Linked DNA regions of Homo sapiens: all the other regions are linked to region 3. Evidence: chromatin loops called from intact Hi-C (ENCODE). Cell type or tissue: CD4-positive, alpha-beta T cell. All regions are shown on one strand. Region 1 holds the start of LOC105369399 (a long non-coding RNA gene). Region 2 holds the start of POLD3 (DNA polymerase delta 3, accessory subunit). Region 3 holds the start of EMSY (EMSY transcriptional repressor, BRCA2 interacting).

Evidence for each region. A loop is a pair of places that touch in the nucleus more often than their neighbours do. Peaks named below come from ENCODE experiments on the same cell type or tissue, not always from the same donor. Only the 100,000 strongest peaks of a DNase experiment are listed, where the experiment ranks them.
Region 1: a loop joins it to region 3, with 9 times the contacts of the local background. A loop is called at or near these places in 2 of 110 quality-filtered maps.
Region 2: it touches region 3 in a loop (5-fold over the local background); 2 of 110 quality-filtered maps call a loop at or near these places.

The regions. Positions count from the first base shown.
Region 1 is chr11:77,045,179-77,050,178 of GRCh38, forward strand. It overlaps LOC105369399 (a long non-coding RNA gene), which reads left to right and starts at 2,688. Exons shown (of 2, transcript XR_950340.1): 1 at 2,688-2,726; 2 at 3,307-3,562. RefSeq lists a silencer at 976-1,155. In CD4-positive, alpha-beta T cell, CTCF peaks have their summits at 1,033 (motif pointing right), 1,939 and 2,144; DNase peaks (open chromatin) are centred at 1,013, 2,003 and 2,633; H3K4me3 peaks cover 662 bases; H3K27ac peaks cover 475 bases.
Region 2 is chr11:74,589,982-74,594,981 of GRCh38, forward strand. It overlaps POLD3 (DNA polymerase delta 3, accessory subunit), which reads left to right and starts at 2,601. Exons shown (of 12, transcript NM_006591.3): 1 at 2,601-2,737; 2 at 4,080-4,135. The coding sequence starts at 2,678. RefSeq lists an enhancer at 2,263-2,896. In CD4-positive, alpha-beta T cell, no CTCF peak of the experiment used is centred here; DNase peaks (open chromatin) are centred at 2,580 and 2,960; H3K4me3 peaks cover 1,544 bases; H3K27ac peaks cover 1,490 bases.
Region 3 is chr11:76,442,561-76,447,560 of GRCh38, forward strand. It overlaps EMSY (EMSY transcriptional repressor, BRCA2 interacting), which reads left to right and starts at 2,458. Exons shown (of 22, transcript NM_001300942.2): 1 at 2,458-2,568; 2 at 4,340-4,448. The coding sequence starts at 4,379. EMSY-DT (EMSY divergent transcript) reads right to left here and starts at 2,120. Exons shown (of 2, transcript NR_186348.1): 1 at 1,718-2,120. RefSeq lists enhancers at 1,463-2,098, 2,099-2,735, 2,436-2,665, 2,866-2,915, 2,956-3,025 and 1 more. In CD4-positive, alpha-beta T cell, no CTCF peak of the experiment used is centred here; DNase peaks (open chromatin) are centred at 2,351 and 3,181; H3K4me3 peaks cover 2,826 bases; H3K27ac peaks cover 2,222 bases.

The sequences.
Region 1 (5,000 bases), 600 kb after region 3:
CCTATTGCTGCTGTAACAAATTCCCACAAGCTTGGCTTAAAAGCACACTCATCTGTTACCCTACAGCTCTACCCACCAACTGCACTCCTTACTGGAGGTGCTAGGGAAGGATCCATTTCTTTGCCTTTTCCAGCTTGCAGAGACCTCCTTCCTCCATCTCCAAAACCGACCATGTGGCGGCTCTTGGTGCGTTGCTTCCACAGCCACATCACTCTCTGACTTTCCTGCCTTCTCCTTCCACTTCCAAGGACCCTGTAACTACACTGGGCCTACCTAGATAACCTGGGATTCTTTTCCTATCTTAAAGTCAGCTGATGAGCAACCTTCATTCTACCTCCAACCTTACTTCTCTTTGCCATGTAACATGGTGACATGCCACATGTAACATTCTTATGTAACATGCATCAGTCACAGGTTCCAGGTATTCAGTAGGGTATGGGCAACTTTTTGGGCGGCCGTTATTATGCCCACCACAGTGCCCAGTCAATATTTGTGGAATAAATCAACAGTAATGAAATAATGCACAAAAATGAATCAAACAAGGGTGCTTCTTCCACACAGACCTCCATGATGCGAGCTCTCATTCTGGACTACTGAGTGACATTAATTCTGAATTCCCTGCCCCTAGCTGCCATTTGTCAAGGGCTTGCAAGAAACAGGAAAACAAGAATGCTGAGGCCAGAATGCGGACAGGTCCTCTGGAAGGTCCGAATTGTGCTTTGACACAAAATCACACAAAAAATGCTTTTACAGCCTCCTCCCATTTCCCTGACAGACAGGCGGATTATCCCCATTCTATTCCTAGAGATGAAGATTCAGGACCTTGCCGGCCCCGAGACTCAAGAAGCCGCCGTTATGGGTCGGCTGGGTGACTCTGGGTCCTGGCCACCCGGTCTCTGAAGCTGGGTTGCACGCGTGTCCAGGTCCACGGAAGGCTGCAGTACCCGCGCAGCCCCGGCATCACCTGGCGTCACCCGGCGCCACCTGGCGCATCGCTCCCCACGGCACTGGCCCGGCGCTCCCCGCTCCGCTCGTTCGGCTCATGCGGCCCGCGGCCGCCAGGGGGCACGCCCCGCACCCCGCACCCCGCATCCCGCACACACGCGCACTCAGCGAAGCAACCCCGGAGCGCGATCCCCCAACGCCCCTTGTGAGACCAGCATGACTTTGACACTCAAACCCCTCAAGGATCCCATGAGCAGGGAAGATGATGCGCCTGTCTCAGGAACCTAGATGGAAACAAAAATCTTACACAAAATGCTAGCAGGCGAAATGCGATGACATGTGAAAAGGAGATCTATCAGGACGGAGGTGTGTTTATACTAGAAATTCCAGAGGGGCTTAGCATTAGAAAAACAGCCAAACTACATAAATAAGACAGGAAGATCCGTCAATGAGGTACATTATATCAAGAGAAATATGAGCATTTCAGAGGCAATGTGAAAGACGTTTATTAAAATTCAACATCCATTAGTGATTTTAAAGAAAATCTTAGTAAGAGGTGAAAGCATTTGACAGCATTTTGCTTAAAGTTAGGAGCAAATGAGATATACCCATCATCACTACTTCTGTTCAGAATTGTCCAGAACTTGAGAGAACACCAAGACAAAAAAAGATACAGAAATATAATAATTGGAACTAGAGGAAGAACTTTTTCAAAATCTCAGAAGTTTAGAACCCTATCAGATCCAACTTCCCTTTCTGTAACAAATGAATGCCACTCTCTCCATCCTGAAATGAAATACTTAGATAATATAACACTTCCACACACATATTTTCAAAAAGCCAATACAATGCTTTTATTGTAAATTATGTAAATATGAGGTAAATAAAAGAAAAATACTTTAAAATAAAATGTTATTTTGATGTGTGAATTCTTGGGCCCAACAACAAAAAATAAAACTCCCCTGCAAATTTCCAAATCTCTCCCTAGAGGGCAGTACACCTCTTCAAGAACTATTAGTCTACATAGAAAAACCACCAAAAAAAACCACACACGCGCACAAACCCTCCAGATATTTCATTAGATTACTAAGAAAAGGTAGCAACTTCTCCAGATAAAAAATCAATATACAAAAATCTAGGCCGAGGTGGGTGGATCTCTTGAGCCCAGGAGTTTGCAACCAGCCTGGGCAACATGGGGAAACCCCATCCCTACAAAGAATACGAAGATTAGCAGGGAGTGGTGGTGTCACCTGTAATCCCAGCTACTCGGGAGGCAGAGGTGGGAGGACCGCTTGAGTCCGGGAGGTCGAGGCTGCCGTGAGCCCTGATCGTGCCACTGCACTCCAGCCTTGGTGACCCTGTCTCAAAAAGAAAAAGACCAAAAGAATCTATTTAATTCCTATATAGTAGCAACAAGCTATGAGGAAAAGTCTTTTTTTTTTTTTTTTTTTAGAGTGAAAGCAAGTTTACTAGAGAAGTAAATAAACAAAAGAATGGCTACTACATAGGCAGGGCAGCAATGCAGGCTACTTGACTGAGTATACCTATATGCTAAACAAGGGGTGGATTATTCATGAGGTTTCGGTAAAGGGGGGACAATTTCCGGAAATAAAGGTCCCTCCTCTTAAAACCATATAGGGTAACTTCCGGTCGTTGCCATGGCATTTGTAAACTGTCATGGCGCTGGTGAGAGTATTTTTTACCATGCTAATGCATTATAATTAGCATGTAATGAGCAGTGAGGACCACCAGAGGTCACTATCATTGCCATCTTGGTTTTGGTAGGTTTCAGCTAGCTTCTTTTTTTTTTTTTTTTTTTTTTTTTTTGCTTTTTTTTTTTCATTATGCTTTTAAGTTCTAGGATACATGGGCACAACGTGCAGGTTTGTTGCATAGGTATACATGTGCCATGTTGGTTTGCTGCACCCATCAACTCGTCATTTACGTTAGGTATTTCTCCTAATGCTATCCCTCCCCAAAATCCCCACCCTCCGACAGGCCCCTGTGTGTTATGTTCCCCACCCTGTGTCCATGTGTTCTCGTTATTCAACTCCCACCTATGAGTGAGAACATGCGGTGTTTGGTTTTCTGTCCTTGTGATAGTTTGCTTAGAATGATGGTTTCCAGCTTCATCCGTGTCCCTGCAAAGGACATGAACTCATCCTTTTTTATGGCTGCATAGTATTCCATGGTGCATATATGCCAGGAAAAGTCATTTTTTAAAGTGTCAATAGAAACAAAATTATACTCAGGGCTAAATCTAAAAGAAGATATGCAAGAAAATAATTAAAAATTATGTTAAGATATATGTATCTTACATTTCTTATATGTATAAATATTATGTATCTTTATGTCTTATAGCTATGTCTCCCAGGCCGGAGTGCTGGAGTGCAGTGGTGCGATAGATCACAACTCACTGATCACTAATGGCTCACTAACCGTGTATTGGTCAAGCTGGTTTCGAACTCCTGGGCTCAAGCAATCCTCCTACCTCAGCCTCCCAACGTCCTGGGATGACAGGCATGAGCCACCACGCCTGGCTGTATTAAGATTTTTTTTTAAATACACAAAGTAATGTAGAGAGACATCATGTTATAAAGTACCTCTAAGCCCCTGATTTCCTTGTGTCCTCACCGCAACCAGAAAACAGGATTATCATCCCTACTTGAAAGATGTGGAGGCTGAGGCCTGGGTAGAGAAGAGACCTGCCCAAGATCAATGGAGCCTGCTGGGCATCGAGGACTAAGGGCCTGGGCCTCCTGCCTGCTGTTCCTGGGCCCTAATCACCACCCCAGCCACCATGCCTTGGGCCCACTACTCCCAGAGTCCACAGGCTAGAGCTGCACAAGGCCAGAGGCCGGGTCTCCAAGCTTCAGAGAAAGGAGGCAGACAGTAATCTGGCCGTCTAGTCACTGGGGCACCTGGGAGTGTTCTATCTCACACAATATACCCGAATCTACATTTCAATTAAAACTTACTGAAAATAGAACACACACCAGCGAGGAAAAAATAAACCAGCCATAGCATTGTTCACACTTTCAGTGGCAGGAAAACGTCCCAGCCCCTGCCACCTCAGACGCATGCAGAGCTGGGCAGGGTGGAGGGCAGAGCTCAAAGGCAAGGCCCCACCTCGGTTCCTCCACCCCAATGCCACACCTACTCACTCCCCTAAACCCTGAAGAAAGAGCAAATAAAAATGATAGAGAGACAGGAAGTCCAAGCCTGAAAGGTTTTGAGAAATGCCTTCCCTGACCAGCTCCTGTGCATGGGAAAGAGGGCCCTGAGAGAAGTGGTGGCCAGCCTAGCGTCCCACAGCCGATCTGCGGCAGGGCAGGGAGCCCAGGTGTGACCCTCGCTCAGAATCCAGCCCTGGGGAGGGCGATCTGTGAGGGGCTTGAATGACACAAATACTATGAATGTTTGCTGGCCCCTGGACCTCTGCATTCAGTCAGCCAGGGCTACAGCAGCCTGCCGGAGGAAGGCATGGAGCACAGCCAGGGCCTATAACTGGGTGTACTGCCTGCGGGAGCCCAGACCACAGGTCCCCAGTCTTCAGCAGTAGTTTTCAAACCATGAACTGAGGCCCATATGTGGGTCCTGAAATCAATTCAGCGTCTGAAACCCACATATAAAAAAATTAAAAAGAATAAAATAGAAATATGAAGTGAATTACAGAGACTAAAGATACAGGATCATGATATAAAATGTAATTCTAATTGTGGTTGTAGTTTAAAAACAAACAAAAAAATGTTTTGGCCGGGTGCGGTGGCTCACACCTGTAATCCCAACACTTTGGGAGGCCATGGCAGGAGGATCACCTGAGGTCAGGAGTTCGAGACCAGCGTGACCAACACGTTGAAACTCCATCTCTACTAAACATTTTTTAAAAAATAGCCGGGCGTGGCGGTGGGCGCCTGTAATCCCAGCTACTCAAGAGGCTGAGGCAGGAGAATTGCTTGAACCCTGAAGGCGGAGGTTGTATTGAGCCAAGGTCACGCCACTGTACTCCAGCCTGGGCAACAAGAGCAAAACTCTGTCTCAAAAAAATAAATAAA
Region 2 (5,000 bases), 1.9 Mb before region 3:
AACGATCATAGATTTTATTGTGTGCAGGTACTGCATGAGAGTTTTATGTATATTATCTCATTTGTAACTGGCCAAATAGAATTATTTGATTTTCTCATCTGCTTCCAGTCTTTCACGTCTCAGTCAAGGGCATCACCATTTACCTAAAGATTTATGTTCCATATCTAGGTATTTTCCTTGATTCCTGTTTTTTCCACACTCCACTCGTGTAATTCATCAGCAGGTTTTGCCGACTCTAAAACAAAACTCAAGTCACTCAGTTCTCTCAATTTCCACTACCACTACTCTATTTTAAAAAATGTATTGGTTTGGCGTTGTGGCTTACGCCTGTAATCCCAGCACTTTGGGAGGCCAAGGCAGGTGGATCACCTGAGGTCAGGAGTTCGAGACCAGCCTGGCCAACATGGCGAAACCCCCTCTCTACTAGAACTACAACAAAATTAGCCGGGTGTGGTGGCGCATGCCAGTAATCCCAGCAACTTGGGAGGCAGAGGCAGGAGAATCACTTGAACCCGGGAGGCAGAGGTTACAGTGAGCCGAGATCGCGCCATTGCACTCCAACCTGGGGAACAAGAGCAAAACTCTGTCTCAAAAAAAAAAAAAATTATTATTTTTTGAGACAGGGTCTCACTCTGTCACCCAGGCTGTATGCAGTGGCATGATCAAGTGCTCACTGCAACCTCTACCTCCTGGGCTCAATCCATCCTCCCACTTCAGAACTGGGACCACAGACCACAGACCACAGGCTCGTGCCACCATGGCTTTTTTTTTTTTTTTTTTTAGTAGGGACGGAGTTTCAGTATGTTGCTCAGGCTGGTCTCGAACTCCTGGGGCTCAAGTGATCCACTTGCCTTGGCCTCCCAAAGTGCTGGGATTATAGGTGTGAGCTACTGTGCCTGGCACTGCTACCCTATTTTATTTTATTTATTTATTTTGAGGGGGGTCTCACTCTGTTTCCCAGGCTGGAGTGCAGTGGCACCATCTCAGCTCACCGCAACCTCGGTCTCCCAGGTTCAAGTGATTCTGCTGCCTCAGCCTCCCGAGTAGCTGGGATTACAGGCGTGTACCACCACACCTGGTTAATTTTTGTATTTTTAGTAGAGACGGGGTTTCGCCATGTTTGCCAGGCTGGTCTCGAACTCCTGACCTCAGGTGATCTGCCTGCCTCGGCCTCCCAAAGTGTGGGATTACAGGTGTGAGCCACTGCGCCGAGCCATTTTATTTTATTTTTAGACGGAGTCTCTCTCTGTTTCCCAAGCTGAAGTGCAGTGGCATGATCTCGGCTCACTGCAACCTCCACCTCCTGGATTCAAGACATTCTCATGCCTCAGCCCTGGGAGTAACTGGGACTATAGGCACGTGCCACCACGCCCGGCTAATTTTTATATTTTTAGTAGAGACAGGGTTTCACCATGTGGGCCTGGCAGGCCTCGAACTCCTGACCTCAGGTGATTCATCCCCCTAGGCCTCCCAAAGTGCTGGGATTACAGGCGTTAGCCACCGCGCCCGGTCTGCTACCCTATTTTAAACCACCACTATCTTTCACTTAAAAATCTCAGAATGTAAGTTACATGTGAACAGGCTCGGTTTATTATTGCTCATAGCTGCAGCCCCAGCACCTCAACACTCAGAATAGTATCTGGCCTTTCTCAGGATTTTGCTATGCTTTGAATGAATGCATGTCGCGACAAGCCTTTGAAGTAGGTACTGTTATTATTCCCATTTTATAGATAAGGAAATAGGCTCCTAGTGGCTAAAGAATTACCTAAGTTTACACAACAAACAGCAAAACCAGGATTCAAACCCAGTAAGTCTGACTCTAGAGCCCACTCTCTTACGCACTACACCTGCGATACTGAACTGCACCGGCTTATGCTGAAGTCAATTATTAAAGATTTTTGCGGGGGTGATACTAGGAGAAATTTGAGTTGAAATTCCCCAACCTGATAACTTTTCTCCAAGTTTTCCTGAGAACACAGCTCAAGCGCCTCTTCACAGTCTCCTAGGCACAACGATTTGGTTTCTCCCAAGTCTCTCTCATCCGCCTCTTCTCCTAACAATCCAGAGATAATGAACTCTTTTCCAGCAAATTCTCCTGCTTCTATCCGAAACACTCAGCCTCTCCTCAACCCCTCTGGAAAAACCTTCCCTAATTTCTCAACTCTGAGGGATTATAACAGGCAGTACTTTTCCCCAGTTGGCAGCACTACTAAAATTACTTGTTTTCAATAGTCTCCCCTTTATCCTGGCTTTCCCGGGTTTCATCACGCGCAGCCAACCTCGGTAGGGAAATATTATACCCAATGACATCTGTTGAGAGACCATATTCACTAATGTTTATTACAGTATAATAATAATTGTTCTATTTTATCGTTAGTTATTTTTGTTAATCTCTTACTGTGCCTAATTTATAAATTAAACTTTATCATAGGTACGTAGGTATAGGAAAAAACCAGCCAGGAGGCCCCGCACTTCGGTGTTTTCTACTAGCTCTGCCTACCTCCGTCTGCGCCGTCTCCCTGACTAGTTTGACCCTTCGAGGGCCGCCGTAGTGCGTCGCCTCCGTTGCCGGGGAAACGACCCGGGACCTGGGAGGGAGCAAAGACGTTTCCCGCCGGCGGGAGCTGTGGCTGTGATTGAGAGAGGGGTTAGAGGCGGGTCCCAGCGCTGCCGCACCATGGCGGACCAGCTTTATCTGGAAAATATAGACGAGTTCGTCACGGACCAAAACAAGATCGTGAGCAGCTACTACTGGGGAACGCGGGCGTGCGACCGGGGTCCTGGGCCCGGCTAGGGCGGCGGGAGCCTTGACCCTCTGTCTGCTTGTGGCTTCGTGGGGACCAGGGGAGACAGGTCCCCACGAGGGGACCTGGGCGAGCTCTGTGCCCCAGAGCGAGCGAGGACTCGTCGGGAAGGTCCTCCAGCACACACGGAAGTCCGCGTCCCTTGGGTGGGCGTGCTGGGAACAGAGCCTGGGGCTGGAGCCGCGGAGACCGGGCGCGGAGGGAGGGCCGTTGGCTGAGAGTTCTAAGGCGTCCCTACACCTTTCTTTTAAGGTGGTTGGCGTTTAAAGTTTTAAGTTTACAGTTGAGGAAATCGTGTCTTAACTGTGTTAAGTTACAAGTTGCGTAACCTCCAGATACTGTTTCCTCTTCCTGGAAATTTAAGCATTGATAGAGGTTTGATCCGCTTCACACGGGTGAGGAAAAGATCGAGCGAATTGATGGATGTGAGTGCACTTTGCAAACCGTGATGATTGAGTGCCTGCTGTGTGCCAAGGCACTTTAATCTTTACAGTGACCTCCCCGCACCCCATCCCAGGTCGGTGGTGGTATCCCGAGATGAGGAAATTGAAGCTGAGGGGCCAAATAACTTGTTTATTTGCGTTTGGTAAGGGATAGGCAGTTTTTCAACCTAGGTCTGTCCTCTTACTAATGCTTTCTTCTACATCACACTGCCTTTGCCTAACCTGTGCAAGTCTTCTAACTATTGGAAGCTTGACATTTGGAATTGGAAGAGACTTTGAGAGAAGAGAGTGCAGGCATCCTGGGTCTAGGAGGGATGAAGGCTTGATGCTGGTAGTTCCCAATCTAATCTCTTATAAAAATATTTACCCACTTTTTTCGTTTCCTGACCCCTGCACCACCTGTGCCCTTTAATGTTTGCATGGGTGCAACTTTCTTTAGAAGTTTCTGAGACATCACACTTCAAAGTCATCTAGCTTCTGAATGAGTTTTAGGATGGCTTTGGCTGGTGGCCCCCAAAAAAAACATCATGAGGAAAGGGCCTGAGTAAAACAAGGAATGTGAGGAAAATGAGAGTTTTTTCTGTTAGGTATGTTCAGCTTGTCTTTTTAGATTACTTTTCATTAGTTCATGAAACAAACTTCTTAGCATTTTTAAGATAAATAGGTCCTGCCTACCCAGATAGATAGTTCTTGGGAAAACTGCAGTGGCATTTATTGTAATTTGTAAGGCATAATCATCTAAGAATAGGAATCTTTAGCAACAGACCTTCGGGACTGATGTGCACTCTGGAGTCATCTAATAAAACATTTGAAAAATTTTTTCTTGTTACAGGTGACATACAAATGGCTGAGCTATACACTAGGGGTTCATGTTAACCAGGCCAAACAGTAAGTCCAATTTACTACCAATTTTAATCATATTGGAATTTTTTTTTGTTTTGTTATGCTTTGCTTTTAACTCTACAGATAGCCTACATAGATTAGAGCTAATTTGGTTTGCTGGCAATCATTGGTATTTCTTGGCTTGTAGCTGCGTAATTCCAATCTCTGCCTTCATTGTCATGGCATTCTCCCTGTATATCTGTATCTTTGCACGTCCATCTTATATGAACACCAGTCATACTGAATTACGAATCCACCCTACTCCAATATGACCTTGTCTTAACTAATTACATGTGCTATAATTCTATTTCTAAATAAGGTCACATTTTAAGGTATTGGGGGTTAGGGCTTTAACATTACCTTTTTGGAGACATGATTCAGTCTGTAATATGGATACAACAAGTTTTGTTTATTCATCATTAATGGACATTTGGGTTATTTCCATATTTTGACTGCTATGAATGATGCTGTTATGAACATTCATGTATAAAACATTCATCTATAAGTGTTTATATGAACATATATTTTCAGTTATCTTGGGTATTTGTGTTAGTCCATTCTCATGCTGCTATGAAGACACACCTGAGATTGAATTTATAAAGACGAGGTTTAATTGACTCACAGTTCCGCATGGCTGGGGAGGCCTCAGGAGACTTGGCGGAAGGCATCTCTTCACAGGGTGGCAGGAGAGAGAATGAGTGTCGAGCGAAGGGGGAAGCCCCTTGTAAAACCGTCAGATTTCGTGAGAACTCACTATCATGAGAAGAGCATGGGGGAACTGCCCCCATAATTCAGTTATCTCCACCTGGTCCGTCTTTGACATGTGGGGATTATTACAATTCAAGTTGAGATTTGGGTGGGGACACAGCCA
Region 3 (5,000 bases):
GAGACTATAAAGCAGTCACAGGCAGCATGGGAAAGGTAGTTTCTGACTGCAAAATAAATACGGTTAGGAGAAAAGGGAAGATGTGAACTGTAGTATGTAATGACCAGCACCATCAACATCACCTGGGGGCCTGTTAAGACTATAGGATCCAGGCCTTACCTGATATCTATACTACCAATATTTGCGTTTTAACAAGATCCTCAAGCGGTTCCTATTGACCATTAAAGTTTAGAACCACTGGTCTAGAGCATAGGCTCTGGAGCCAACATAATCAGGTTTAAATCCCAGCTTTAGCTTTTTTTTTTTTTTTTTTTTTTAAGATGGAGTCTTGCTCTGTTGCCCACGCTGGAATGCAGTAGAGCGATCTTGGCTCACTGCAACCTCCACCTCCCTGGTTCAAGCAATTCTCCTGTCTCAGCCTCCCGAGTAGCTGGGATTACAGGCACATGCCACCATGCCCAGCTAATTTTTGTATTTTTAGTAGAGGTGGGCTTTCACCATGTTGGCCAGGCTGGTCTTGAACTCCTGACCTCAAATGATCCACTTGCCTCAGCCTCCCAAAGTGCTGGGTTTACAGGCGTGAGCCACCATTTACTTATGTGTGACTTTAGGCAAGCTATTTTGCTTCTTTCCTAGACTTTAGTTGCCTCCTTTGTAATTAGAGATAATAAAAGTTTCCACCTCATAAAGTTGTTCTAAGGACTGAATTACTATGTAAAATGCTTAGACCAGTATGTGGCACTTAGTAAGCACAAGGATTGACTATAATAATTCATCACTCATATGCTACTTCTTAAGGTCAGAGTCAGTTTTATAAGCCCCTTGTCTTTCGATTTGTACTCCATTGTAGAGGAGTAGACATTCATTGTCATTTTGACATTCACTGTAGAGGAAAGGACATTTGGAGGTCAGAAGACCTGGGATTACAAAGCCTAGCTCTCTTCCAATTCCTAGCTCCGTGAAATTTGGTGAGTCCTTGGTACATCTATGTTTTTCTCATTCATAGTATGAAAGACCTTAATCGTACCTGTCACACTGAAATGTTGCGAGGCTCAAATCAAATAATATATGTTAAAGTACAAAAATCCTCTATGAAGATTTCACTTACTATCTTTCCAAGAGTTCTTAAGCAACTGGATGCATAGGAAGGTCAGGGAGACAGCGGAGGGAGGGCCTGGTGATTAATATGTTCCACTTTACGATTTTCTGAAGGTGTAGGTTGGGTTTCAACAACAGTGACTTTCCTAGACCTCGGAGGGTATTTTTAGCTAATGGGCAAATAGTAGTAGGAAACTTAAATGCTGTTATTTACCTTCTCTTCCTAACCTACAGTTCCACTCAAGAACATGAAGAGTCTCATACGTTTGTATAGTGGTTCACAACTTACAACGTTTACGTGGTGCATCACAAGATCCCTATAGGGTAGTATTAACCCAATTTTTCAAGAAGGAAACTATGTCTGGAAATTGTAGAATGCACATTAAAAACTCTTTCTGACGAGCGTTTCTACCGGATCCGATGTTACCCAAAGTACAAAATTTAAAGAGGGAAGTCAATCACAAGATTTCATTGAATCTTCAGTATCAGGCAACTGGCTTCTATTTTATGGCCGCAAATAACTATATATTGGGCCCCTTTTCTCACCTGTAAAATAGGAACGAAAAGACCTTCTCCACAAATAAGATGAAATAAGAACAAAGGCTGAGGGTGAACCTACCACGTCGTAGGGCCTCAAATAAATTCCTTCTCCTTCTTGCCCTTGACAGAGATAGCACGAGATATCACTACCATTCCCACTTCACACGTGGAGGAAATCCAACGCGAGAACGCTCGGATTTCCCCTTCTTTACTTGCAACAACTCCGTAACCCGCAAATCGGCTACGGACAACTGCGATGTCCACTATGTTAGTTCTCGTAGCGTGGATTCTCTCTCCTCAAGATGCCATCTGGGGGGCTAGAGGCCACTAATAATTGCCCTCACGATCGAAGAAACTCGATCCTAATCCTCGACGGCACTTCAGGAACAAAGCTGCTCTCCCATCGTCCCTAACCTCACTACCGTAAAGGTCGCAGCAGAGCCCCTGCTCCAACCGCTAGCGCCATCTTGGCCGCTACGTGTGACGCCACACGTAGCAGAGAGCGCAGCCGATTGGCTGGGAGACGGCAGCCCAGGAGAGGCGCGCGAAGCCAGAGACAGGAGGGTATGCAGGAGAAACCAAGGGAACTACAATCCCGGCCTTCCTTGCGCGTACGACAGCAAACCTGGAGCGAAAGAGGTTGGAGTTTGGATTCGGACCACAACTCCCAGCACCCTCCGCGATGTCTGTCCTTTTCTTTCATAACGCGGAGGAAAAGAAGGACAAGATGAATGGAGGCCTTTTGGTGTTTGTTCTCCGAAAGGCGGGAAAAGCGAACTACACCTCCCGACTGGCCGCGCGCGGCTGCGCCTGCGCCCTGTTACCTGTCGCCATCTTGCCCCTTCAGAGGCACCGCAAACAAACCCAATTCCTGGTGTCCCCTAGTCTTGGCGGAGGAGCCTTTTAGATGAGCCCCGAAAGGCCGGGCAGGTGGGTGACTCTCAGGCAGGGTCCTGGGAAGAGCTGGCAGGCCAGCCAGGCTAGAGGAGCGCCGGGCCAAGCATTCGGAGCCCGGCTTGGGGCTCCCAGCCCCATCCTCCGTTGTTTCCTAACGGGATCGTGGGGCTCCCCGGGGTGGACTCAGGGGGACTCTGGCTGGCCTGGTGCTGGGACTCTGGGGGTTTAGCTCTGGGAGACTCCCGGTGAGTCCAGGTCGTCTGGCTGGGTATCCGCTGGCTTACTCTCTCTCGGTTGTCCTCTCCGCTGGGGAGGGAGTGAGGCGCGGGTGCCGGCCGGGACCCCTGACAACAGCTACTGGCCCAGAGGGGCTTGGGTCGTGGACTTGACATTGGGACCGGCGCCGAGAGGTCCGGGTGAGGAGCCTGGGCTGGCTGCTCTTGTTGTGGTGCTGCTAGGGAGTGCGTGTTTGGAGAGGGGGCGGGGCGGGCTTGTCTCCTTGACACTTGAGTGGGGAAGGATCCTACAAGATCCTGGTTCCCCGAGCGGGCTCCGGAAACTACTGCCCGGGTTTCCGATGCGTTGCGGCCCCGCTCTGGGGTCCCCTGGCTAGGACGCGCCGGGATGCCGTGACGTGGTGCTCGGTTCGAGCAGTCGCCGGCCGCCTCCAAGATCCTGTCGGGAGGCGGGGACTGGCTTGTGGAGGGAGAGGATTCCTTTGGCTCTGCCCCTTCTTCCTCCTCCCCACCCCTTTTCTTTATGTCATACTGCCGGCTGGGGCGCGCAGTCCAGTTCTTCTTGCCTTGGGTTTGTTCTGAGCTGAGAGGACTATGGGAAGTAGGGGGAGGGGGGCTCACCTCGGGACACAGAGTTGGAGTTAGCAGCCCCAGCGCCTGGAACGGGATATAGCAGTTATTTCGGTTCGGTGTCTGACTTCTAGGCTAGACAGTGAGCTCGTTCATTCATTCATTCATCCATTCGTTTTGCTCAGTCGCGTCAACCATTCACTTACCCATTTAACAAATACTTAGAGCGGCTCTACTCTGTGCTAAGCAGGTATTGCGCGTGCCCCCAGAGCCGTGTCTTTTTGTCTTTTACACTAGGAAATTCCCAGTTCTAAGTAAGTTCCTGGCAGCTCAACTGTTGGTAAATGGCTGTTTAATAACTACAGGATCAAAATTCATATTCCATTAAGACTTGAGAGAGTATATATATATGTGTGTGTGTGTATATATATATGTATATATATATGTGTATATATATATATGTATGTATCGTTCCAATTTTAGTATATGTGTTGCTGAAGCGAGCACGAGGAGTTATTTATTAAGTTTCTTTAACTTGCTAGGAGCTTTACAAATTTTATCTCATGTAATTCATAAATGAGGAAGCTGACAGGAGTCAACTTGCCCCAGGTTGGTAGTACCACCTGTTTATTAAATGAAATGCCAGCCACTATGAAAGAACTTTATATATAGTGTTCTTTAATACGCGTAACAAACTGGGTGGTATTACCTCTGTTTTATAGATGTGTAAAGCTTAGGCTTAACCAGTAAGTTGAAAAGTTGGGACTAGAAACCTAGAGGTGTCTGGCTCTAAAGCCTGTGTTCTTTCCACTGTGATAGTTCAAATGACTTAATTCTTGATTTCTCAAAAGTTGGAAAGTGTGGTGGTGAGAAAGGATTGTAAAATAGTAATATCTTTTTGGTTTACTTCTTAGCCTGTGACTGGATCTCCAGGTGAGTGGCCCCTTGAATGTACTTTGGTACTTTGGTAATTTGACTTTTTTTTTTTGTTCTGGTAGGGAGGACAAGCTCTTTGGGGCTACCAAACAGAAGCAGCAATGCCTGTTGTGTGGCCAACCCTTCTGGATCTCAGCAGGGATGAATGCAAAAGAATTCTTCGAAAATTGGGTATGACGTTCATTGTTTGTTTTTTACCTCTCTCTGATACCTTTTTTCCCTTTCTGCCTAGGTCATAGCTGTTTGCATGGATGTCATATCTCACGCTACATCAGAAATTCTTTGGAGATACAGTTCCCATCTTACTCATTGTTGTTTCCCTCAGTGCCTAACATAGTGCTTTGTAAATAGTAGGTGTGTGAATTGTAATAATACTAGTAGCTAAGATTTATTGAGGGCTACTTGGCTATTCTGAGTCTTTTTTATACAACATCTAATTTAAATATTTTAAGAATTAGCTTTGTCCTTTGAAAGCCTAAAAGGTAGGTGTTTTTTGTTTGTTTGTTTTGTCTCGTCTCCATTTTACAGATGAAGCTTAGAAGCCAAGGTAATGGTGATAGACATGGAGTCAGTATTTGAACCAGGGAGTATGCTTTCAGTCTCACTTTAACATACTCTTAACCTTCATGATTGTATGTGTCAATTACATACTATTTCTGAATTCTAAGTTGATGTAAGCCATGCTCACTTTTTCAAATTATATTTTACTATCAATAATAAAAC